Regions from separate parts of the Mus musculus genome. Here regions 1 and 2 are each linked to region 3. Evidence: chromatin loops called from intact Hi-C (ENCODE). Cell type or tissue: heart. All regions are shown on one strand. Region 1 overlaps Gm36640 (a long non-coding RNA gene). Region 2 holds the start of Hebp1 (heme binding protein 1). Region 3 overlaps Emp1 (epithelial membrane protein 1).

Region 1 (8,000 bases), 82 kb before region 3:
GCAAGGCTTTCCAAACACGGGCTAGCAAAACCCCTCCCTGTGCCATGAGCAGAGAATTGAAATTATTGGTTGTTTTATAGCTACAAATTGGAACCCGAAAGGGCTCAGGCAGCCTGGCTAAGGTCACCGGTGAGGCATTTGTTGACTCAGGCATGAGGCCCAAGAATTCTGTCCCCTGGCCCTGCCCTGACTTACTCCAGTCAACAAAGGAACTCTGGCTCCCTAGACCTGGAAGAGGGAAGAAAATGATTTCCACAGTTTAATGGATTTGCTTCGAGTGTGAGATGGTCTCAGGTCTCACCAAATAGCAGGAGTCCTGGATCCAAGGCTAGCCTACCTCATGTCCTCCCACTTGCCTCCTGGATTGGATTATCATGTTAGCCTCTGGGGCTGATGGGATGCATGACTGCAGTCTAATCACTTCTTGGTAAACTAGAAGCATCAGGGGGGTCTTTATTGTTACCATTAGTTAATATACAAAGTGATGGGTTTCCTTGCAATACGTTTATATATGCATATCCTTATGATATAATACAAAAGTATCCTTATGATAGGATCTAAAAATTTCCTTACAATACTTTTATATATGCATATCATTGTACTGTGGTCATGTTTGATGCCCAGTACCCTCCTATCTCACTCTCCTCCTCCTGGTGTCGTCGCTGTCCTCAGACGGTCTCACCACAGCTTTTGTGCCCTGTATTTGTCAATACAGATTTTATGTAGGCCAGGAAGCAAGTGATGTTTGTCTTCCTTTTTTCCATTGCCCTCTTCCCTTTCCCCTCTTTTTCTACTTACACTTCTTCCTCCTCAAAATGCAAATCAAAATTTCCATGGGTTTGTTCATCTGTTTTCCAAGCCCTGTAGCATAAAGATGAGAGTCTCACATTCTTAAAGCTCTGTTGGGACTCTGGGAACTCAGCCCTGCTAGACTGATTCTGCGATAAATACTGACACTCATGGATCCAGAGGGGGAAGACTCTTAGACCCAGGGCACCGGTAGGTGTGACACATGGCGTAGTCTGGGGGAGGCACACCCCTGTAATTTCAGAATTGTTGAGCTTCTCTTTGCCTGGCTGGCTTTGTCTTACAAGTGTCAGGTTCTATCATCAGGAGCCATCTTTCTGGGTGACACATGGTGAGATAAGTCTACCCATTGTGGGACACATTTATATGAGTTCTGTTGTGCCTCTTAGGACAGTTGGCTTATCTGGGGAAGATGCTTATAGCAGGCTCAGTCATCTTCAACTCAGATACCAGAGACAAGAGCAAGTTCTTAGGGAGGCCAGCACGACCGTCAAAAATGAGCTGGGGCTGGTGGTTGCTCATGCCCGTAACTCCAGCACTTGGAATACGGAGGCAGGAGGATTTCTGAGAGTTTGAGGCTCAGCTGGGTTACATAGTAAGTTCCAAGGCAGCCTGACCACAGAATGAGATCTTACATCATAAAATGATCCCCCACACCTCCCACTCCTATAAGTAAGCCTAATTAAACTCACAGTTCACCAGTGATAATGATAATAATAAATTAATAAAAAAATCAGAAGACATGAAAATAGAATATGGAGTGATAGGGAAGAGGAAGGAGACTGATTATCGGGATGAGAGGAGGGTGGGAGATGACCAAAATATATTATATATACATATGTATATGTATATACACATGAAAATATATCTTAATGAAACCTCTTATCATGTATAATTAATATCCATCTTTTTTTTTGTGAGACAAGTCCTGTCAATATAACCCTGGCTGTCTTGGAATTCACTATGTAGACTAGGCTGCCCTTGAACTCACGGAGATCCCCTTGCCTCTGGAGTGCTGATATTAGAGGCGTATACCACCACACCTAGCTTAATATACGTCAACGTGAAACTCAAAACAAATGAACAGAAAACCAGACAAGCATTTCTGTTGGCATTCTGCCCTTCTTAAACACGGAGAGGCCCTTCAGACTCCAGCTTGACTGGATACACTTATCAGATCTTCAGCAAACTAGAATAAATGGTGGAGGACTTCAGAAACCATGGCAAGAAGCTAGCAGCTTCACCGTGAGGCAGGATTCAGGAGGGTTGAAAAGCACAAAGAGGAATGTAAGAGACAAAGAGAATACCCCAGATCCTCCAAACTCAGGGGCTTGTTGATTTTCTTTACCAAAGTTCAATCTTGGATATTATAAACATTTGTTCCACAAACAGAGTAGGAGCCAGCATCTTTCATGTGCATGCTCACCTGCTTATTCCACCTGTACCCTCCACCTGCACACCCCACCTGCATACTCTACCTGCATACTCCACCTACACACCCCACCTGCACACCCCACCTGCACATCCCACCTGCACTCTCCACCTGCACCCTCCACCTGCACACTCCATCTGCACACCCCACCTTCACACCCCACCTGCATATTCTACCTGCATACTCTACCTGCACGTTCCCCCAGGCCCTTGGGTACAGAGTTGTGTCCTCACAAAGGGTAATGAATTAAGCTGCCTAAACTTCGCTTAGCAAAGCAGAGAATAACACTGTATATTTAGAAAGAGTTCCATAAAAAAAAATGAAGAAGACTTAAAAGATTTGAACAGAAGATATAATCTCCATGAATTTAGAGTACGCAATAGCTCTTTCTCCACAAGCCCTAACAAACAAGGCATCAGTTACATTAGCATGACATGGTTATTAATTTTAAATCAAGAACAGTGTGCACATGTGTTATTGTCTGAAGACACAGATGTCTGCCTCACCCTTTAATTATTGCCAGCTCCTGTGTGTAGCACTATGTATTTTAGCTCAGTTAATACAGCCTGTGCTTCTTGCAGTGGGAAGACTGGGCACGGGCTTAACTGGGTTTGGTGACTGGAGGTGGCATGTTTGAGGCAGAAGGAAAGACAGAGAATGGGGAGGCACACGACCCTTTATTTTCTCTTCAGCTTCTCACAGGGCGAGCCTCATCTTGCCAGCTTCTCTCCACACCCTCCCTCCGGCTTCTCATGTGTGAAAATAAAGGTCCAAGAGGACTAGGTTTAATGGAATTAGAGAGGAGGGTGGAGCTGCCTGGGAATGTACTGAGCATTTAAAATAAAACAAAATGAAATGCCTCTTGGTTGCCAGAACAGGAAATTTCTGCCCAACTGGAAGGGCTGGTTGCTGGAACTGGAGTCCTCCAGGGGCCTTTGTGGAAGGGGCGGAGGCATGGCTGAGAGATGGTTTCTGGGGTATTCACACCTTCTACAGACAGGCTGGGGACTGAGTCAGGTACCAGGGGGCTCAGGGCAGTGAGCTCCGTCTGACTCATGCCAGGGATGAGGTCAGAACGTGGCCACCTTCCGGCAGGCACAAGAGGTCAATTGAACAGAACAGCTGACACAGAACCCAAATCAACCCAGAGCCAGCACCTCGCCTCGCTGGCGTAAGACTTTCAGTTATGTAAGATGGACAGACGGACCGATGGACAAGTAGACAACTTCGTTACTCTCCTCTTACAGATAACAAGACATGGTTTTGATATTGCTAGCTATTTTTTATTTATCTTTTGAATGCATAATTAAAACACAACTACCCACCCTGACCTGGAACCTCTCCCATAGTCAGATCCAAGGTGATTAATCAGATGCTAAAATTGGGAGAAACGCTGCATCATACCTGCATTCCTTTGCCCATTGAGTGTCAACATTCTCCATCAACTGAACATAAATATTTACTTATTTTCTTAGTGAAGGATTGGCTATTTTCCCGTTCTTCCTTTATTTCCCCTTAATAAGGAAGGACATATGCAGAAGCTTACAGCTGGACAGGCTTTTCCTCGAGGAGGCAGCCGTCCAGTTATAAGGAAGACGGACACGACTTCCTCAGGATCCCCTCCAGGCACGGGCTCTGTTCCCTGGCTCTGAGCACTCCTTGGTGGCGAGTCTGGAGCTGGCTCTAGGTACTGTGGCGTTGGAGGACTGAGATGGTGGAAAGGGGACAGTGGCTTTACCTTCTCCTACCTAGCCTTGTGCCTGTAAACCCGGTCTTGAGGGTGGGGGCGGGGAGGAGTCGGACAGATCCCTAGAGCTTGCGGAGCAGCCTTTGCTGCTTGCCTGTTTATGGGTCCACGGACTCCCACCCACGCATGCGCAATATACCATGCGCACACTCCGGCTAAGGCAGAAAAAGGAGAAGTCCGTCACATGGCTGGGCGGAGGAGCCTCATCCTGTCAGGGATTTAGTCCAGTGTCAGCATGTATAGCGAGAAGGCTGCTCTTCCAAACCCATGAGTGAAGTTTGGATAACTTTTCCCTCTGAATTTCAGCAAGAACTGCCTTTTAAAATTGTATTTATTTATTGGCGTTATTATTTGGACCCCTAAGACAGGGTCTGACTAGGTAGCCAGGCTGGCCTTGAATTCAACCACAATCCTCCTGTTTCATATTAGGAGTGCTGGGGTTGCTGGCGTAGGGCATGGAAGCAGTTGGATGGAGGAGAACCGGAAGAGGCTGGGGGAAGGAAGGGGAAAGTAAAATAAGTAGTTTATGTAAATTAAAAAAATGTATAAAACTAAATTTTAAAAATTTTAAATTAAAAAAATAGAATACGATTATTTTGTAGGGCTGGAGAGATGGCTCAGTGGATAAGAGCAACTCACTGCTCTTCCAAAGGTCCTGAGTTCAATTCCCAGCAACCACATGGTGGCTCACAGTCATCTGTAAAGGGATCTGATGCCCTCTTTTGGTGTGTCTGGAAACAGCTACAGTGTACTCATATAAATAAAATAAATCTTTAAAAAAAGATGTATTCTGTAGAAATGGAAATAAGAATGCTTCTCTTCTTTTCTGGAACTGTCTTTTTACTGAGCACTTGAAGTTAAATTCATTTCAGTTAGATTCGAAGCATGTAAGATGCTAGCCTGAAGCTTGCTTGAACATGTAGTTGTTTAGAAACAGAGAGAAAAGCCGTTACTGTCTGAGGAAATCTGGAAGGCTTCACTATGGAGGTGTCATTTGAATTGATGCAGGCTGGGGGTGTACTTTTTTTTCTGTTTAATTCATCAATTAGTTACTTGAGAGACAGGGTCTCACTGTGGAGCCCCGGCTGGTCTGGTCTGAAATTCATCGTGTGGACTAGGCTGAGAACAAACTCAGAGATCTGCTAGCCTCTGCTTCCCCTGTGCTGGGATTAAAAGTGTATGGCACTACACCTTGCAGGCTGAGCTTTCTAAACACAGGGAGCAGCCGGCAGACTTATTCAGGGAGTGATCTGGAGTTTGTGTTGGCTTGGAGGATGAAGGTAGTGGAAGCCATGCTGGACTTGAAGCACATCACACGGCTGGCACAGAGAAGAGAGATCGGGACCGCTGCCCAACCTCCCTTCTTTGAACCACTCCCTTCTCTCCCCTTCTAACTACTTCCTGAAATGGCCAGATGTGCTCTCTTCAAAAGTGCCTTGCTGGCTTCCATGTCTGTTTTCTAGCCAAAGACAAGGGCAGGCTTCTGTTTCCCGAGCCTCTTCCCACTGAAGCATCAGCAAGGAACCTGGAGACGTGGAATCCCGCCTAATCTCTCCATGGACGTGGGTTACACAGTCTTGTATTTCGGCTCAGTAGTGAGTTCGTGGTTTGGCTGTTCCCAGAAACCCTTGCATGGGGATTGGAAATAGTGGTGACATTCCATTTTTTTATTTTGTCATCCAGTGTGAAGTGGACACACTAAGGGAACATGGAAATGCAGTCTTCAAGGTCCCAGAAAGAGGGAAAGAGAATTTCATGGTTAGATATCTCTAGAGAGATTAATGAAGGATTGGTGGAATTTACAGAACTTATTCAATATAACTTACTTGTTACACTCAAAGCCCCTGAAAAGATACTATGATGGATCTGGCCACATATAACACAGCATTTAAACAAACAGTATTTTAAACAAGATAGAAATTTGTTTTCTCTTCACCTGTAAGCAAGAAAAGCAGTTTAGGGCTGGTACAGTCAGTCAACTGCTTAGAGCCTCAGACCTCAGTCCTAACACTGTTGTCTGTGTGGGTTTCATCCCATAGCCCCTAGAGAGGTTGCACCATCTCTAGCAATTACATCCACATTCTAAGCTACAGAAAGAAGGGAGAGAATGATATGGGAGAGTGGTACCCAGCCACTGCCTTGGAAGCTTGTGAGTATTGGCTGGAATTCTGGTGATGTCAACTCTTCAGTCAAGAGGCGAGAAGACAGACAATACAGTGGACCACTGGCAACCTCCCTTACAACTGCCAAGAGCAAGAGCCTGGTGCTGTGTGAGATCGGAGGGTGGAGACGCCCATCTTTCTTTCCTGCACAATCCATATCATTGTTAGGATCCCAGGCAAAGTCGCTCACCCTGTTCTAAAGATCTAATCACTATGATCCGACTCTCAGTCCTTGCAGGAGCGCTAAGGAGAGGAGAGTGCACTCCTCCAGATTGTTTGTGACCATCTCCACGAGTGGATCTCACCATCACCACGAGTGGATCTCGCCTGTCTGGATTTCATCCACATCATGCCCACATGAATGTCAAGGCCCTTCCGAAAGAACTTTCTCTGGTTCCCTAAACGCAGGAAACAGCCTGTAGCTCTCTGAATCTGACCCAAGAAGTGTCCGGTATGCTCTCTGACTACAGTGAGCATGCATTTCCTCTGTAACCTACATAGAATAAATGTGGAGATCGAGGAAAGGGCAGGGAGGAAAGAGACCGAGGAGGAAGAGGAGCAGGAGGAAGCCAGCCATGAGGGGAAGTCATGGTGGCTGAAGTGGAAAGAGGAAAGGGTGGGAACAGGCCCGTTCTGTGTAAATATTCAACCATCCTGTTTCTTTTCAGGACTCTTCCTAGTCTGTGGGCACTGTCCCCTCTACTGCCCGCATGACATCATTACCTGCTAGTCACCACCCTTGACTCAAGTCAAGCACGATTGTGACTAAGTTTCTCCTCCTTCACCCCAATCAAAGGCAACATCCATGACTGTATCTTTAGACATTCACAAGGCGATGCTATGCTTAAACAATGAGCAATACTCTGTAGGAACTCTCTCTCTCTCTCTCTCTCTCTCTCTCTCTCTCTCTCTCTCTCTCTCTCTCTCCCTCCTTTTTTTTCTCTTGAGACAGGGGTTCTATGTGTAGTTCTGACTGTCCTGGAACTCACTCTACCGACCAGGTTGGCCTTGAACTCAGAGATCTGTCTGCCTCTGCCCCCTGAGTGCTAGAATCAAAGGCGTGTACCACCACTCCTAGCCTCTGCAGGTTCTTACAAGATGCTTGACTTACCGACTCTTTCCTTCCACTCTAATGACTTTATCCACTCCATCCTTGAGGTAAGACCCAGTGTTTCCTAGAAGTCACATTTATATAGCAACAGAACTACTTTCCTCTTCTCCCTCTCTACTTTCTTCCTCCCCCCTCCCTCCTTCCTTTCTTCCCTCCTTCCCTCCCCCTCTCCCTCCTTCCCTTCTTTTCTCCCTTCCTCCCTCCCTTAGATTTTTGGAGACCTTACAATGTAGTGGTGTATCCCTGGCTGGCTTAGAACTAACTTTGTATACCAGGATGACCTTGAATTTGCAGCAATCATCCTGCCTCTGCTTCCTGATTGCTGGCATCCGTCACAGGCATGTCCTACCAAACTAGGCTTGAAGGAGAGATGTCTAAGTCTAAACTTGAAGATATATTATTTGATTTTGGTAGGACCCCAGAAAAATTGGATGGGAGCTAGAAGATGGTGGGAAGTGGTTCTGCAGCGAAGGGCTATAGGGCCCCAGAGAGAAAGATGGAGAGAGATGCAGGGTTCACTATCCCATGAAGCTGGTAGAGGTCTAGAGCACTGTCCATCCACACTAAGTGATTAATATAGAGTGAGTCATCTCATGACAAGAAGTGCAGTGAACTTCACAAAACCATATAGGGTGAGCCTGATCTACACAACGAGTTCTAGGCCAGCCTGGGGTGCAGAGTGGACCAAGTCTTTTTTTTTTTTAAAGACAATACACAGGCAATGGTGGAAAACACCACCTT
Region 2 (8,000 bases), 210 kb before region 3:
CTGCCATCTGCATCACTGGACCACTGTGAAGAGTTAAGTGTAGAAGATGAACATTAACTGGGTGTGGTGGGACATGCCTATAATCCCAGCACTGGGAGGCTCAGCCTGGCGCTCCATGACACTTTGTCTCACAAAACCAACACTCCAAAGAAAAACTAATGAATGAATGAATGAATGAATGAATGAATATGGATGTAAGACAGGCATGGTTGTGTGCGCCATTCCAGGCACCTAGTGGGTGGAGGTGGGAGGATCAAGTGTTCAATCTGGGCTATAGGAGATCCTATTTCATAAAAACGGAAAGCAAAAGCAGAAAGACAGGAAGAGAGAGAGAGAGAAAGAAGGAAAGAAAGAAAAATGGATGCTGTCTAGAAAACTACCAATTCTATACAGAGCTCTATATGGATGTATTATCTAAGTGGAAGAACCAGCCACCTGTGTGAACAGTGCTGATTCACATCAATCACACCAGAGCGTTCTCCTGTTCCGTGGAACACAACAGCAGCCGTCCTCTCCCCCACCTCCCAGTGGCTGAGGCTCTCAAGAGCCAATATTTCACAATTGGTGCAAACTGGGTGAGGGTCAAACTCCAAAGGCCTTAAGAGAATGTCTCTTGCTCTGGGCTATTCAAGTCCTCTTTATGGTCATTTTGTTTTTTGTTTTTCAGGCTACTTGTAGTCCATATGATGATGTTTAGAAGGCTGTTTTCTGATAAGAAGCAACTGTTAAGAGGACTTTCTATGCATTGCTGTTCCTTGAAACACTTAACGTGAATTCAGTCATCCATCGCTGCCTCCAACAAGCCCACGGTGTTAGTGCCTCAGCCTTCATCTTTAGAGCTATTGGGGAGTAAGAGGTTAGGTACCACGTCCAGGTCACAGTGGGCAGATGGTGGGGCCAGGACTCAAACCCAGGCTGTTGGTCTGGACATATTTGCATAGGTTGGGCCGAATGACATCAGTCATTCCTATCAGCCCTGTCCCAAGCATTCTCAAGACCCACCCAACTAAGCACAGAGGGCTCCCCATCCCTCCCTCCCTGAGCAATGAAGAGCCTGATAAGGTTGGACTGGAATCAGTCTTGAACACATGGATATTGTGAAGCCTGTCTGGCATGGGGCCCCTGAAGTGTGCCTTCTACCTGCCAGGGGTATAGATGGCAGAATCTGACCTAGACTCTTTGTAGGATAAAGCAGATAATTATGAGAGAGAGAGAGAGAGAGAGAGAGAGAGAGAGAGAGAGAGAGAGAGAGAGAGAGAGAGAGAGAGAGAGAGAGAGATTCTCCTTAGAATTGCAACAGCCCACCCAAGTCTATGTAAAAAAACAAAGCTTACACTTATCTTTGAATATTTAATAGCTTGTCAGAGGGAGTGTTCTTTCCCCTTTACGGTTGAAGAACCTGGGGGCTAGGGTAGCTGAGATGTTAAATAACTTACTTACAACCCTCCTGCCTCCACTTCTGAGTGCTGGGATTGCAGCCATGCCTGGTTTAATAAACACTTAGTGAGGTAACTACTAACTACACTATAAGTCTTTCAGCAGGCAACTCACACTTTGGTGTGAGCTGCCTGATGTGGAGGCTGGGACTTGAACTCACGTCCCCTACAAGAGCAGTGCACACTCTTAGCCGCTGAGCCGTTTCCCTGGCCCCACAGTGTGTATTTCTTATTTGCTCATTGGCTATAGGAGCCTAAGCTTCACAAAGGCAGAACTGTGACATAGACTCACCTACTCTGCTGCTATAGAGCTCCAGCTTGGAACTCACACAGAGCCCACTCTGGCCTCAAACTTGTGGCAATCCTCCTGCCTCTGCCTCTTGAGTTCTGGGATGGCAGACATGAACCACTGTATCTAGTTTGGTTTTGTCCACCCTTAATCCTCATTTTCCAGCTACACGGCCTGCACAAAAAGTGTTATTTGTTAATTACTCTTTAATTGGGGGATTTCTTACAGAGAACTTGGGTATCTGGAGTTCCTTAAAGATTTGGCAACACTAGTCCTGGGGAAGTTCAACTTTCAGCACGCTTCAGTTGCCACCAGGCTGTATAATCTAACCAGCCCATTTCACTCCTTTTCATTATCTGTCTTTGAACTCGTTCGTGTCCCTGCGTGATCAGGGCTTCAATTGCTTGTTCTACACACAACTGAGGAGCCCCTGAGAGGGGGAAGGATGGCTTGACAGAACTCTGGAGGGCTGAGTCTAGACTAAAGTTGAGTTGTGGGCTTTGTGTGAGGTTCAGTGTAGTAGGTTCCAGACCTTGGCCCCCAGGTAACACGGGCCTTTTATCCAGAATCATTATAATAAGAGAGTGTCCTGAGATAAAATATATGTCAGGCTGAGGGAGCAGATGAGTTGCAAAATACTCGGCTTGGTTTGCACAAGGCTCTAGGTTTAATTCCCAATATTAACCAACCAATAATCAAATACATGCCTTCAAGATTATACCCGAGTACCCAAACTCCTAACTTTCATGAAAGCTGACCGGGTGTCCTGATGCCCCTCTGGTGCCGATGCAAATTTGGTAGACCAAGGTGATTAAGTCTCCTCGCTCACTCCATGCATCCAGCACTAGCAGTTGCAACCGTGCAGCTCTGAGCCTTTGCACAGGCACTTGCCTGGGAACTCCCACACAAGCGGAGCTTAGCAGCCCACAGGTTGAAGGGCCCCTTATGGCTCCCTAGCAGATATGCCTGCTGCAACCATGTGTCTCTCACAAAATTGTTCAGAATGTAGCCAGGCGTAGTGGGTCATGCCTGTAGTCCCAACTCTGGGAAGGCTGAAGTGGGAGGAATATTGCGACAGAATTCGAGGCTAATCTAGGTTACACAGCCAGTGTCAGGGTAGCCTGGGACAGAGTGGGTCTCTGCCCTAAGAGGGGGGGGGGGAGTTCAGACGGTTTGGAATGCTTAAATGGACAGATGCACGCAACAGGCAGTGTCCCACTCGCCAAGATGGATCCTTTTCCGCGTCAGTGGTCTGGCTGAGCCAGACTGCTCTTTCCCCTCCTTCCCAGAGCAAGCGCCGGGCAGTACAGGGCGGCCCCAGCCGGAATGCAGCTTCGGTCACAGTCCCACCCATGGCCCCGCGGCACCAGTTTCAGCCCCGGCCAGGGTGGGGACGGCCGCGCAGAGTCCTCCTTCAGGTCCTCTACACCCTGCCGGCCTACCTTGCCCCCGGTGCTTAGAACCTGCCAAGGCCACGTTTCCACGCTCCCGAACAGTGAGTTCCTGATCATGCCCAACATGGTGACGCCGTGGGGTCTGGCCGATCGAGCGTACACTCACTGGCAGTAAGGTCCACAGGGCGAGGGGCAGTAAGCGCGTGAGTAGACAGGCGATTGGGGCGGGGCTGCGGCGGTCTCCGCCCACTGGGCGACACCGGGCGTGGCCTGGGCAGCGTCCCCCAAACTCCACCCACGTGAGCCCAGTCTCCTGGGTGCGGAGCTGGTTCAAGCCTGTAGCACCCCACTTTGTGTATACTTTCCTTAGTCACCCTCTTCCTACCTCACTGCATCTCACAGATGATTAAAAACAAACCGTGTTCGTTCTTTTGTGACAGGGTCCTGCTATGCAGCCTACGCTGGCCTGAGGATCCCTCCGCTTCAGCTTCTGGAGCACTGGGCTTGCAAGTGATCACTGTCACTCCTGGCTTCATCTTCTAAGGGGATGGAAAAGCCACTCTTAACCTTTTTCTTACTGTTTTCTTTTTTAACTTTGTCTTTTTAGTTTGTTGGGCAGGGTCTCAGTGTCCAGGCTGGCCCAGAACTCACTATTGTAAACAGGGTGGCTGGGAACTCTGCTGTCTTCCTGTCTCAGCTTCCTCCGAGCTGAGGATTATGGGAGTGCGTCACCATAACAAGCTCTACAGTGCATTTAAAAATGGTTTTACTTTAAGGTGTGTGCGCGCACACTGGTGCGTTGTATTCCCCTGGGAGCTAGTATCACAGGAGGTCCCAAAGGTGGGTGCTAGGAACAGAACTGAGATCCTCTCTGAAGGCAGTGTGCGTCTTTAAGAGCTGAGCCATCCCTCCAGTCCCAACAGTGTATTAATCACAAGTTTCACACTACTTGCCCAAACAACAGCTCGTTCAGTCCCCTTATAACCTAACCGATTTTGTCAGGATTTATTTTATTTGAGTGTTTGTTTCTTGCCAAGTACTTTGTAAATATTACCTGTACTCTAGTACACTCTAGGATCATTAATATACACACACCACATAATAGTATCACAGATATTATTAGGGTACTAGATACTAAATCTACACACATCACACAGTCCTAGTATCACAGTTGTACATGTACCCATCTTACGGGGGTGGGGAGGTTGAGGGAATGGTGTGAAGATACTGAATAGGAGCAAAATGCATATGCAAATGATATGCAAATGATATATACATAAACTGTCATAGTGAAGCCCATTGCTTTATATGCTATCTGTCCTGGTCAACTTGACACAAACAAGTGTTATTTGAGAAGAGGAACCTCCATCGAGAGCTTGTCTGCATCAGATCACCTGTTAGCCAGTCTGCGGGGGCAATTTCTTGATTAATGACTGAGATGGGAGGTTCCATTCAACTGTGTATGGTATTGCCCCATGGCAGGCAGTTCTGAGTTGTTAAGAAAGTAGGTTGAGCAAGAAGACCTAAGGAGCAAGCCACTAAACAGGACTTCCCCACGGGGTCTGCTTCAGTTCCCACCTCTGGGTCCCTGCCTTAAGTGATGGAATGTGACTGTGTGTCCATTGTGTCCAAGTGTGGAGCATTGTAAGAAAACAATAAACCTTTTCCTCTCAGAGTTGCTTTTGATCATAACAACATATTATTATTAACATAAAATTTTATATATTATATATTAATATTTTACACAATATTGTACATATTATATGTTACATATAATTAATAATAAATTGTTATTGTTATAGTACCAATATAGTGACAAAAGCAGAGGGAGAAAAAGAGGAAGTCTGAATCAAAATAAACAGGTTTTTCAAACCACTGAAAGCTCGTGGTTTATAACCCCCTGACCCCGCAGGAATGGACCCTCTCTTACCCCCTTCATATCTGGCTTCTCTGAAAGGCCACTTCAAATCCTGTGTCTTTATGACCAGTGGAACAGGTTCCTCTTTGTTCTAATGTCCTGCCCATGTGACATTTGTTCGTGCACCTTGAACCTGATGGCTGAAATGGCTTAGGTTGGCTGCTACTGAGCTGTGATCTGAATCGTCCGTTGTGTGTAGCTGCTGTATGTGTATGTGTGTCTCCTTGACAAAGGGAAGTGGAGGCTGAGCTAGGCAGAAGTCTCAGCAATAGTCATAACGATGTCCTCAAGTTTGGTGGGAAGAAATACTCACGTTATTAACTGCGTATGAAAAGAGGGCTTTCCCATAGCTTCATTACAGATTCTTTCATTGGTGTATAATAAGTGGCTGTTTAATTAGTTCATACTTTGTTTCTTGACACTAAAATGCCATTTATATTAAGAGGCACTATTTTTATGTACCATCAAGAAAGAAACAAAATGTTACTGAAGAAAAACTATGTTGGGGCTGGCGAGGTGGCTCAGTGGGTAAGAGTACTGACTGCTCTTATGAAGGTCCTGAGTTCAAATCCCAGCAACCACATGGTGGCTCACAACCACCTGTAATGAGATCTGATGCCTTCTTCTGGTGCATCTGAAGTCAACTACAGTGTGCTTATGTATAATAATAAATAAATCTTTAGGCCAGAGCAAGCAAAGACTGAGCAAGCAGGGCTGACCAGAGTGAGCAGAGGTCCTAAAAATTCAATTCCCAGCAACCACACGAAGGCTCACAACCATCTGTACAGCTACAGTATACTCACATATATAAAATTAATTAATGAATCTTTAGAAAAAAAAAAAGAAAAACTATGCATTCAGTTGACTATTAGATACACCAACATACACTAAATTATGATTTAATTTATAGGAGATCGTCATGTTGCTTTCTTTCTTTTGCTTGTTTGTTCAACTAGAATCTCACCATGTGGCCTAGGCTAGCCTCAAACTTATTATTCTCCTGCTTCAGCCTTCTGAGTGTTGGTATTACAGGGATATGCCACCATGACTGGCTTGTTATGTTGATTTTGAGAATATTTTTTCAAAGCTCAGGGTGGTAGCTTATGCCTGAATATTCGAGCCATCTTGGGGTATAGGGTGAGTTTCAGATCGGCCTAAACTACGAAATGCAGCTCTGCCTCAAGAATTAACTGTCTAACTAACTCTCTTTCTCTCTAACTCTCTAACTGGCCTAGAGATGGCTCAGCAGTTGCTCTTGCTGAGAGCTGGATTCCAGCACCTACATGGAAAGTCACACTCATCCATGTGGTTGAGGAGGGAGGCTACTTATAGCAGAGGGTTGTGTATAGCCTGGTCATGGTACAGCAGTATTAGTTTGATTCACAATCTAGAATACTCCGCATGAACTGTTTGCAAAAGATTCACGCAGAGCTTCATGGCGGCAGGCTTGGTAGCCTGAAGGCCTGGGATGACTGATACAATTATACATGGGTTCCAAAGCTTCTTGGCCTGATGCTGGCTCGATGCAGCCTGAGCCTTTGCCTCGTAGGAAGACTTTGGCCCCAGTTTCAATTTGAGCGGGTTGCAAATAAGAGCAGCTGGGACCTTCTACTTTCTCCTTAACATTAAAAGTGGGCACAACATGTTCTAGACCCACAAGTAGTTTATCTTAAACATAATGCATTCCTGACTGGAAGGGAGGCTTCTGGTTAATAGCAGATGATAACCGAGCAATGGGAGCTGGTTGGCGATAGACAGTGACTGTTACACCATTAAAAGTTGGACTTGTTCCTGTGGCAGTCTTCACCACTCCATTGGTTATTATTTCTTTGACTCAGTTTACAGCTCTGCCTACTAACTCCCGAGTCTATCGCTGAACATGAAGATATGATGGACGGTCTCCAAGTTCCACTTTGGTCTTCTCCTCAGGGGTCATGAACCGTCCTCGAGTTGACACAGCAGCCCCACTAAACCGACTGGAGCTCCCTTTTGACCATGAGCATAGCATTGATCTTGGCAGCTACGGCATCCAAGGCTCCTGAAGGAGGAGCAGCAGCTGTAGCGCCCCGAGGATCCCCACCCCTACCCCCTGCTGTCAGTGACCTCCCCACCTGGGTCCACTGGAGACAGGAAGAGAAGCGCAGCTGGAGCTGGCTAATCCCATTTGCCAAGGCCCGCTCACCAGCAGCAGGAAGTGTCACGCTCCCTGTGGACATGGCGACCACCTGCCAACTACCCACCACCGCCCTCCTGTCTTAACGATCTTGATTTTGTAAAAAATAATTTATTTTCATGTGTGGGGCAGGGCGTGTAAACGTATGTCACAGGGCACATGTGGAGGTCAAGGACAGCTTTGTGGAGTCAGTGCACCAGGGACGGAATTCAGGTTTCCTGGCTTGTGCTGCAAGCACCTCTCCTGTTGAACCATCTGCCAGCCCCATGTGACCTGTTAGCCTTTATTCCTCCATTGAGAAGTACCTTGTCTTGAACCATGACCCTCCAGCCCCCCCACACACACACAAAAAAAAAAAAAAAAGAAAAAAGAAAATAAAAAGAAAAGAATTGTTACAACCAAGGACTAAGAAGGGTCTGAACAGACAGGCCCTTGTGGGCTTCCCCCAGTTCATTCTGTTTCATCAGCTCTGACTCTTTTGTGCAGTCACATACAATATATCAATCATATCATATTATATCATATATCATAACATACCATACTTCCTTTCAGGGTGTGCCATTTTATACCCTCTTTTCCCTGAATAGGACTGACTTGGAGAACTCGGTTGCATTGATACAGTTTCCTACAGGTGGATTTAAAGAAAAACCCACTCACACACACGAGGGAGTAGGGTATGATATAAGCAACTATTGGGATTCAATGGGCATCTCCAGGGGACTTCCAGCTTCTTATGTTCTGGAGCAAGAAACTGGAAAGAGCTACATGGATAATAGCAGAAATAGGGATG
Region 3 (8,000 bases):
GGGTAACTCTCTGGATACAGAGACTGGGGTGATCCAACATAGAAGTTTCATAAAGTGTTCCATTGGGTTTCCAAGTATTTTGGAAGAGGGGTGTTAAGAATAATGGGAGCCCCTCTAAGATAACAATGGATGACACTGGTAAACTTGACACAAAGATGAAGTTCTGTGTGTCACTCAGTAACTCCTCCACAGTGGATGGACACAGTGCCTAGAGGCACAGAGAACTGAGGGTCTTGTTCACTAAGAATACTCATTGATCTGAGATATTTTGTTCCTTGCCTTAGAGGAAAGACACAGAACACACACACACACACACACACACACACACACACACACACACACACACACCCTATCGCAGATAAAAGAGCCACTTTTTGGTTTGCATCTCCTCATCTGCTCTTCAAGTGGCAGCAGGCAGGGGACAAGAACTAGTTGGGCCTGCGCTGAGGTAAGAAGAGAGACGGAGTAGCCCAAAGTGTCCATGCTGCCCAGACATGACGAGCGGCCACTGGACCAGGCTGTCAGCAGGATGAAACAAGAGGGACTCTGCTGGATAGGGTCCCAGGGCAATCAAGGAGACAGAAAGACTTCTGGATTTGCCTGCCTGTCAGGCAACTCATTTAAAGAGGCCTCACTTGGTGAATTATGGTCCATTCTTGGCTCCTCAGCTACTTTTCACGATTAGGAGAAAATTTGTCAATTATAAACAAAATGAACCCGAGAGTCATTACAGGGTCGAGGAGGGTGGGGGGAAAGTTCCCATTATGTGATTCTTGTCCTTTTCTTTCCTGAGCCAGCTTTATTCTAGATGGGCAAGCCTGGGCTGAGAAAAGCCAACTGTCTCTAGAGGATCTGTTCTTAATACCCTCCCTACTGGAGGGGTGAGGACTAGACAAAAATGTCAATTTCTGAGGACCAAAGTGATTTTAGCCATATGCTGTCCGGTGAACTACCCTGCAAATGTCTTATTTCTTGACTTTGATGTGGGGTGGCATGTGACTGAGTAACTGGACCGGGTTGGTAACAGTCATTCTGCTTCATAGAAGAAAGACAGTAACAACAACAACAATCACGGCAACCCTGTTATTAGTACCATGTGACACACACGGTACTTACTGTACCATGCTTCAGAAGGCATTTTTACTTACGTAATCCAGTTGCAGCCTCACACCTCTGGGTATAGTCGGTATCATTACCCCTCTTCACATATGAGGAAACGGAGGCAGAGATCAAAGCCCTTGGAATAATTCTAAGTCAACTTCTAACTCAAAAAACAAAACAGTAAAACAAATCCTTTTCTCCACACATGAAAGCCAAGGGGGAAGTTACGGAGGTAGGCGAGAACCACAGAAAAGCAGCAGTGAACTTGAAAGTTGGGAGAGAGGATTCACAGGCTCTCCCCAGAGGCAGCAGGAAAATGGCATCGGGTTTTGCCATTCACAGTTAAATTGAGAACATTCTCTGCCTGCCTCCCTCACCGTTGGAGGGAAGCAGCCAGTGGGGAAGAGGATTTTTTTTGGAGAGTAGAAACCAGTGTGTACAAAGAGCCAAGAACCCAGGCGTGCAGTAGATCACGTTTGGTTTTGAGTAGCTAATGAGAAAGCGAGAGGAGATAAAAGACACGCAGAATGTCAGAATAATGATAGTATCGGTGTTCTAATAAATACCTAGTGTAGCTTGAAAGTGGCTTAGGCACAGACAAAGCATCAATTAAATCAGGTGGAGGGGGGTGGGGAACAAGCAATTGCAGGATGCACACAGCATCTCCTCTATGGTTGGTGCATCCTCACACACTCCCTGCCTAGAGGGTGAATACCTCCCCCACCTCCAAGTCCTTTCCCTTTGATGTCTCTCTGAGCTGACTCTGCATCTGTCATAGGTGTGACACAGAGGGTATGCACGGCTGCCCCATGTGTGCCCTCTTACGCTTCCTTTAGCTTCTAGATTTTATGATCAGTGGTCTCTGTTGAGATTGTGGCTGAGAACTTTTGTTTATCCATGCACATTGTTAATTTATATTAGTTCAACTCTTCCGAAGGGTGATTCATACATCTGTTTGTCTTTGGGGATGGGTCTTGAATGACTGAAGTTGCATAAACACCACACACCAGCAAAAAGCACATCTGGTGTTATCTCAAGCTTTACACTTCTGGAGCCCCAGAGCTGTCATGTTGAACCGCAGGAAATCTAACATCGCCCTAGACCCATAACAGCATCCCCACCAAGAGGCACGCAGGGCCAAAGGCTCAGGTGTTGCAAATATTAGTCTGGAATGCTAAATCAGTAAGTGGCCGGGCCATTACCCAGTAATTAGGTTGTCACACTATTGGGTGCCAAAGAGCACTGTAATAACAGAAGTTGTGTCTCTCTTATTTTACGTCTCATCCGGGATCAAATTAGTAGCCAATTTGCTCTATGGCCGTTGAGTAATAGTGGCGTGTGCTGCAGAACTCATTGTTTCTATTCAGTTTGCTGGGTGAGCATTTTGCTGGAGCACTGATGCTTTCCTCATGCAAATGGAAACCGGGCATGCATGCTGCTGCAGAGTTCTGGAGGTGACAAAAATCTTCCAAAAACTCAAAGCCTGACATTTTTGGCCTGTCAATCACAAACAAAACATTAGCAGCTGCTATAAAGCATACCATGCGCTTCTTAATATAATGAATATTATATTCTGTAATTATACTCATTATATCTGTAGAATATTCATTATATTAAAGAGATGAATCTATAAACATGTGGGAGCAAAACAGAAGTACTTGTCTATACACAGATGAGTAAGCATTTGGGTATGTGTATCAATCAGGTTTTAGAACATTTTGATGTAATTTTAAATTTTAAAAATTGTCACACTTTCTTGTGTCAACAGAGATCCTGAAATGAGAAGGTGGGATGCGTCTTACTGACTGTGACAATAACCTTTCTGTCTCCCCCGTCTTTTGTTTTCAGAATTCTCTACTCAGAAGTCACCAAAAAGCCAAGATGTTGGTGCTACTGGCTGGTCTCTTTGTGGTCCACATTGCCACTGCCATTATGCTGTTTGTCTCCACCATTGCCAACGTGAGTCCCAGCCCCCTGTTTCCTCATCCCAGGAAGGATCTTAGGAATAGTTTGGTAAAAGGTTAAAAAACAAACAAACAAAAACGGGAGCTGGGAGTGTTAAATCACAGAGCAGAGAACTTCTTGAATAGCTGTGAGGGGAAAACAAACAAACAAACAAACAAACAAACAAACAAACACATACTCATAGATCGGGAAGAAATAACCAAAGTGTAAAAGGCGAGAGTCCACAAGTGATTCCTCTAGGGGTGTTGGGAGGTTCAGCTTTGAGAAGAATCCTCTCCACGGGAGGTGGACACTGAGGTGCGTTTGGAGGATGGGCGTGTCTCCTCTAGAGGAGGAAGTAGAAGAAAATAGAAGTGCAGTTCAGGCAGAAGGGCAAAGACGCCCTCGTGGGACAGACTCTCCCTGTGCTCAGGTTAACAATATCTGCTCATGCGCTAGATCGCAGATTCCTGATAGATAGATAGACATCAGAGAATAAGGACACTGCTTTGGTTATGAGGTTGACAAATTCAAGTTTTGTGTGGAAATAGGTGTGTGAAATGGAATTTGGTAGGATTAACTTGGTGTCCCGTGAATCAAATAAAACGATCTTCTACGGAGATCGCTAGTCTGTCTTTGCTCTCGGAACCCGGGGCTACTCTGACCCCTAGTGGTCATTTTTAGCACCCACTTTGTATTGTCTTAGACAAAATGAGCCAGTTTCTTGAACTTAGAAGTCAAGGCAGCCAGCTAGCCCATTGTGATGGTAGGATTTGCATGAAGAAGGCAGAGGCAAGAGAGAGGACCATGAGTTTGAGGCCAGCCAGAGCTACACATTTTGCCGGGTGTGTTGGCTTCCGCCTTTAGTACCACTTGGGAGGCAGTGAGTAAAGGTCAGCCGGGTCTATGTAGCAAGTTTCAGTATAGCCAGAAAACTACAGAGAGAAACCCTGCTCGAAAGAAAAAAAAAACCCAAAAATCCAAAAACCCCAAACCAACCAAAACAACAACAACAACCAACAACATTAAAGTTAAGACAGCCAATCATTAGACACACAAACAGTGCTCCAGGGTGGACTACAGTCCTTGCTGTGGTTAAAGGGTGAATAAGGTTTGCTTTGTTTTGTTTTCCAGATAGAGTTCATTTGTGTAGCCCTGGCTGTCCTGGAACTCACTATGTAGACCAGACTGGCTTGGATCTTAAGAGATCTGCCTGCCTCAGCTTCCCAAGTGCTGGTATTAAAGGCGGGTTCCTCTGTTGATTGACAAGGGTGAATAGGTCTTAAAGTCCAGACAGAAGGGGTTTTGCAAACATCAGAGTGTAAATACAAGCTAGGCCAGTTTAAGTGTTATGAAATAGGACATAACCCCTGCCCAACCTGTCTCCTGTAGGCTTGTAATTTGGCCATTCTATAAGCAGACTCCTAATCCTCACAGGATAACAGTGTGGTGGTAAACGTCAAACTGTATTAAGAGCTACCATGTGCTTCCTATTCACCCAGTACCAGCTCTGATGTGGGGGCTGAGAGATCAGGTGATTAGGTATGCTAGGGATTCCTGTTTCAGCACGGTTTGCGCATGTGTAGACAGAATTATCTTCTGTTCCAGAAGGGAATTGTTTTTCTTGGTCCAGGCAAGAAGGGATGGAGAACCTGGGGATGTGCATTTTGGCCACACCTTGTGCTTTTAGCTGCCTCTGCCTTGGAGCCCTTGATGCTGCATTTTGACATGGAATGACTTTGCATGTTCTAATGGTCTGCATCTGACCCTTCTGTATAGAGGAAGGTTGCCTGTGGGCCCCAGGTTCATTCTTGTCTCCGCAGTAGTCCTCTGTTTCTTTGTTGTTTCCAGCTGGACGTTTTCCCTTATCTTTTTTTTTGTTGTTGTTGTTCTTTAAAGATTTATTTTTAAAAGTATGTCTATGTGTGTGGATATGCACATACAAGTGCCAGTGAAGAAGATGTTGGATTCCCTGAGGCTGGAGTTACACATGGTTGTGAGTCTCCTAGTGGAGGCGCTGAGACCCGCACTCTAGTCCTCTTGTAAGAACTATAAATGTTCTTAATTGCTAAGCCGTTTTAAGATCCCCAGACATTTTTGTTTCTGTTTTTGCGTTTTGAGACGGAGTCTCATGTAGTCTACATTGGTCTCAAAGTTGCTATCTGAGTGGAAGCTTTAATTCCGGAGCCTCCTGAGTTATTTACAGGGTGCTGCAGTCACAGCGAGGTGCTCCCAGGCAAGAGTTAACTTGTTTTCCTCATTAGCTAGGGATTTAAATGTGAGTCTTTTTAAAGGAGATTGTGCATACTCAATATATATTTCCTCACCCAGAGTTTTTGTTCCTTAGAACTTCAGAATTTTAAACCACTATGGTGGAATTTCTTTAGTTAGTTTGTGTGTGTGTGTGCACCACCAATAGTGAAATCCAAAATATATCTTTTTGGGGTCACAATTCTCTCTCTTGGGACCTTTGTGTACCTGGGATCTAATTTCTACAGAGACATGAGGCTTAGCAGTATTTATAGCTGCATAGGACGTCTTGGTTAAGATTTGGTCCTGACACGTGTTGACATCCTCTTCTGAAAGCAGAAGGGTAATTCTTAATCAACTCCATCTCCTGGTTTCAGGTCTGGATGGTTGCAGATTACGCAAATGCATCTGTAGGGCTTTGGAAGAACTGCACTGGTGGTAACTGCGACGGCTCCCTGTCCTACGGCAATGAAGGTATGCATGCAGACATCAATGCCTAGAACACCGTGGGTGTGTTCAGGAAGGTGTCCAGACTCTCTGGTTGTCTAATGCTCCTGGTTCTGTCTTGTCTTCACAGATGCTATCAAGGCAGTGCAAGCCTTCATGATCCTCTCCATCATCTTCTCCATCATCTCCCTTGTGGTCTTCGTGTTCCAGCTCTTCACTATGGAGAAGGGAAACCGGTTCTTCCTCTCAGGGTCCACCATGCTGGTGTGCTGTGAGTATCCAGAGCAGCAGAGTCTATTTTACATGAGAGCATCAGTTTCCCCCCCACCCCCGCCCCACTGTTCCAGACTGAGCACAGGGCCTTGAGATGCTAAACAAATACCCTAATACTGAGCTACATACATAGTCCCACAGGAAAAGCTTACATCCTTGCTTCAGTCACTGCCCCTCAGATTAGCACATGGCTGTGTGGAGCTGCCTCTCTGGGCTGTTCTCTCCTCTAGTTATCTGTTGGTGGCCTGGTATTGCTGCTTGGATCAGGAACCCCCATATGCTTGGGCACCATCAGGACCACTTCAATACAGAAGGTGGGAATCCCCAGAGAAGATGCAGCTATTGCCATGATGTGCACAATTACTGCAATGCACCATCTTCTCCATTCTTTCCAGAAACACCCAGTTAGGTAAAAGGCCAGGCTTCTCTCATAACACCATACCTAGTTGTATGGAGGCCCAGATCGGACAGACAGGTAGAAATCAGGATGCGTCATGATTTATTCTTCATTACACACAAATCAGTACAGATAGGAGAGCCCAGCTATCTCTTATTCACCAACATACCATCAAGCGCAAATCTGGGCAAACCAACACAGTGACCTTTTACGGACACACGAAAAGAGTCCACTTTCCTATTGCTGTCCAGGAAAATGGGATCATAAAAACACCAAAAAAACCCCCAAAAACTCACTTCAATGCCAATCATGCCAGCTCCCCCTTTCTTGCAGGGCTGTGTATCCTGGTTGGAGTGTCAATCTACACTCATCATTACGCCCACAGCGAAGGGAACTTCAACTCCAGCAGCCACCAAGGCTATTGTTTCATCCTGACCTGGATCTGCTTCTGTTTCAGCTTCATCATCGGCATACTCTATATGGTCCTGAGGAAGAAATAAGCCGAATACGCTCATGGGCGTCTGGGGGCGGGGTGGGCTGGGTAGGAGGAAGCAACCTAACCTGGGAGGGAAGCAGGAGTCACTGTGTAGGAATAACAGAGAGGGGAGGGGGGTGGGGAGAGGGAAGGAAGAGGGGGAGAGGCCCAAACCCAAACCATATCTGGGGCGGTGGGATTCTCTACTGCCAAGCACCCATCCTTGGAAGAAAGTTGTTGGCTGATATGCTGATGCTTCCTTGACGTCACCAGAGAGTCCTCCTCTAGCCACCAAATATGGCCCCGTCCATCCTCAATTACATACACTCGGGGCCTCCCCAGCTGCCATACCACTGGCGCCACTCTTGAGGGTGGCTGCTGGGTCACACACTGAGGTCTTCCACATCCATATTATCAAGTTCTGATGGTGGTTCAGGTCTTAGCAAGAGCAGATATTGCTCTATGCTGAGGCTAAGTCTGGAAGCCACTTTGTCCTTGTGACCTAAAAACAAACATCAAATCCAGATCCCATGTGCCTGTAGTGGGAGCTTTGGCCAGGAAGCCAATGTGCATATTTGGTGGCCTTTCTAACAAAAGTATAGGAAGAGAGATGGTTTGTAAGTTCAAGCTGATGGAATTGGTTTAGCCAAGAAATGGAAGTTTCTACCCCAGAGGATCTTGGAGACAGGTGGGGACAGGCAGTGCTCCTCAGTCACGTGTCACCGAGCTGTCCCACATGGAGGCCTCCTATTGTGAACTTTGCTAGACTCTCACTTACAGCCAAGGCAGCTTTTCTGGAGTTTTTCTAGATTCTCTAGAGCCAAAGATGATAATGCCTCACAAAACATAGGGTCAAAGCATATGCCCACCGCAGTGCTATAGTAAGTTTGTGGGTTTTTAGGATTCCCCCAAAGCACTCAATGTATCTTGTATATGTAACAGGGGAGAAATGCATGTGTTCCTTTGACATACAATTCTGAACTAGGAATATTTGAGGAAGTCCAATGATGACCAACAACACTGGGGACCAGAATATAACATCTAAATGCAGTAGTCACTATTGCTTTGACCTGGGCTGGAGTGGTCTCCTCTCAACAGCTTTCATCACACTAT

Evidence for each region. Peaks named below come from ENCODE experiments on the same cell type or tissue, not always from the same donor. Only the 100,000 strongest peaks of a DNase experiment are listed, where the experiment ranks them.
Region 1: it touches region 3 in a loop (2.2-fold over the local background); 2 of 42 quality-filtered maps call a loop at or near these places.
Region 2: a loop joins it to region 3, with 2.1 times the contacts of the local background. A loop is called at or near these places in 20 of 42 quality-filtered maps.

What each region holds. Positions count from the first base shown.
Region 1 is chr6:135,292,434-135,300,433 of GRCm38, forward strand. The region is part of intron 3 of Gm36640 (a long non-coding RNA gene); the gene reads left to right. Among named protein-coding and RNA genes, the nearest start is that of Pbp2, 14 kb to the right of the region's middle. In heart, no CTCF peak of the experiment used is centred here; DNase peaks (open chromatin) are centred at 138, 3,278 and 4,118.
Region 2 is chr6:135,164,853-135,172,852 of GRCm38, forward strand. It overlaps Hebp1 (heme binding protein 1), which reads right to left and starts at 3,363. Exons shown (of 4, transcript NM_013546.3): 1 at 3,168-3,363. The coding sequence starts at 3,245. It also overlaps the pseudogene Gm34391. RefSeq lists an enhancer at 803-1,076. In heart, no CTCF peak of the experiment used is centred here; DNase peaks (open chromatin) are centred at 3,339 and 3,819; H3K4me3 peaks cover 1,764 bases; H3K27ac peaks cover 3,646 bases; H3K27me3 peaks cover 309 bases.
Region 3 is chr6:135,374,229-135,382,228 of GRCm38, forward strand. It overlaps Emp1 (epithelial membrane protein 1), which reads left to right. Exons shown (of 5, transcript NM_010128.4): 2 at 2,950-3,060; 3 at 5,673-5,769; 4 at 5,873-6,013; 5 at 6,746-8,000. The coding sequence starts at 2,983. The coding sequence ends at 6,912. Among named protein-coding and RNA genes, the nearest start is that of Emp1, 15 kb to the left of the region's middle. In heart, no CTCF peak of the experiment used is centred here; no DNase peak of the experiment used is centred here; H3K4me3 peaks cover 446 bases; H3K27me3 peaks cover 349 bases.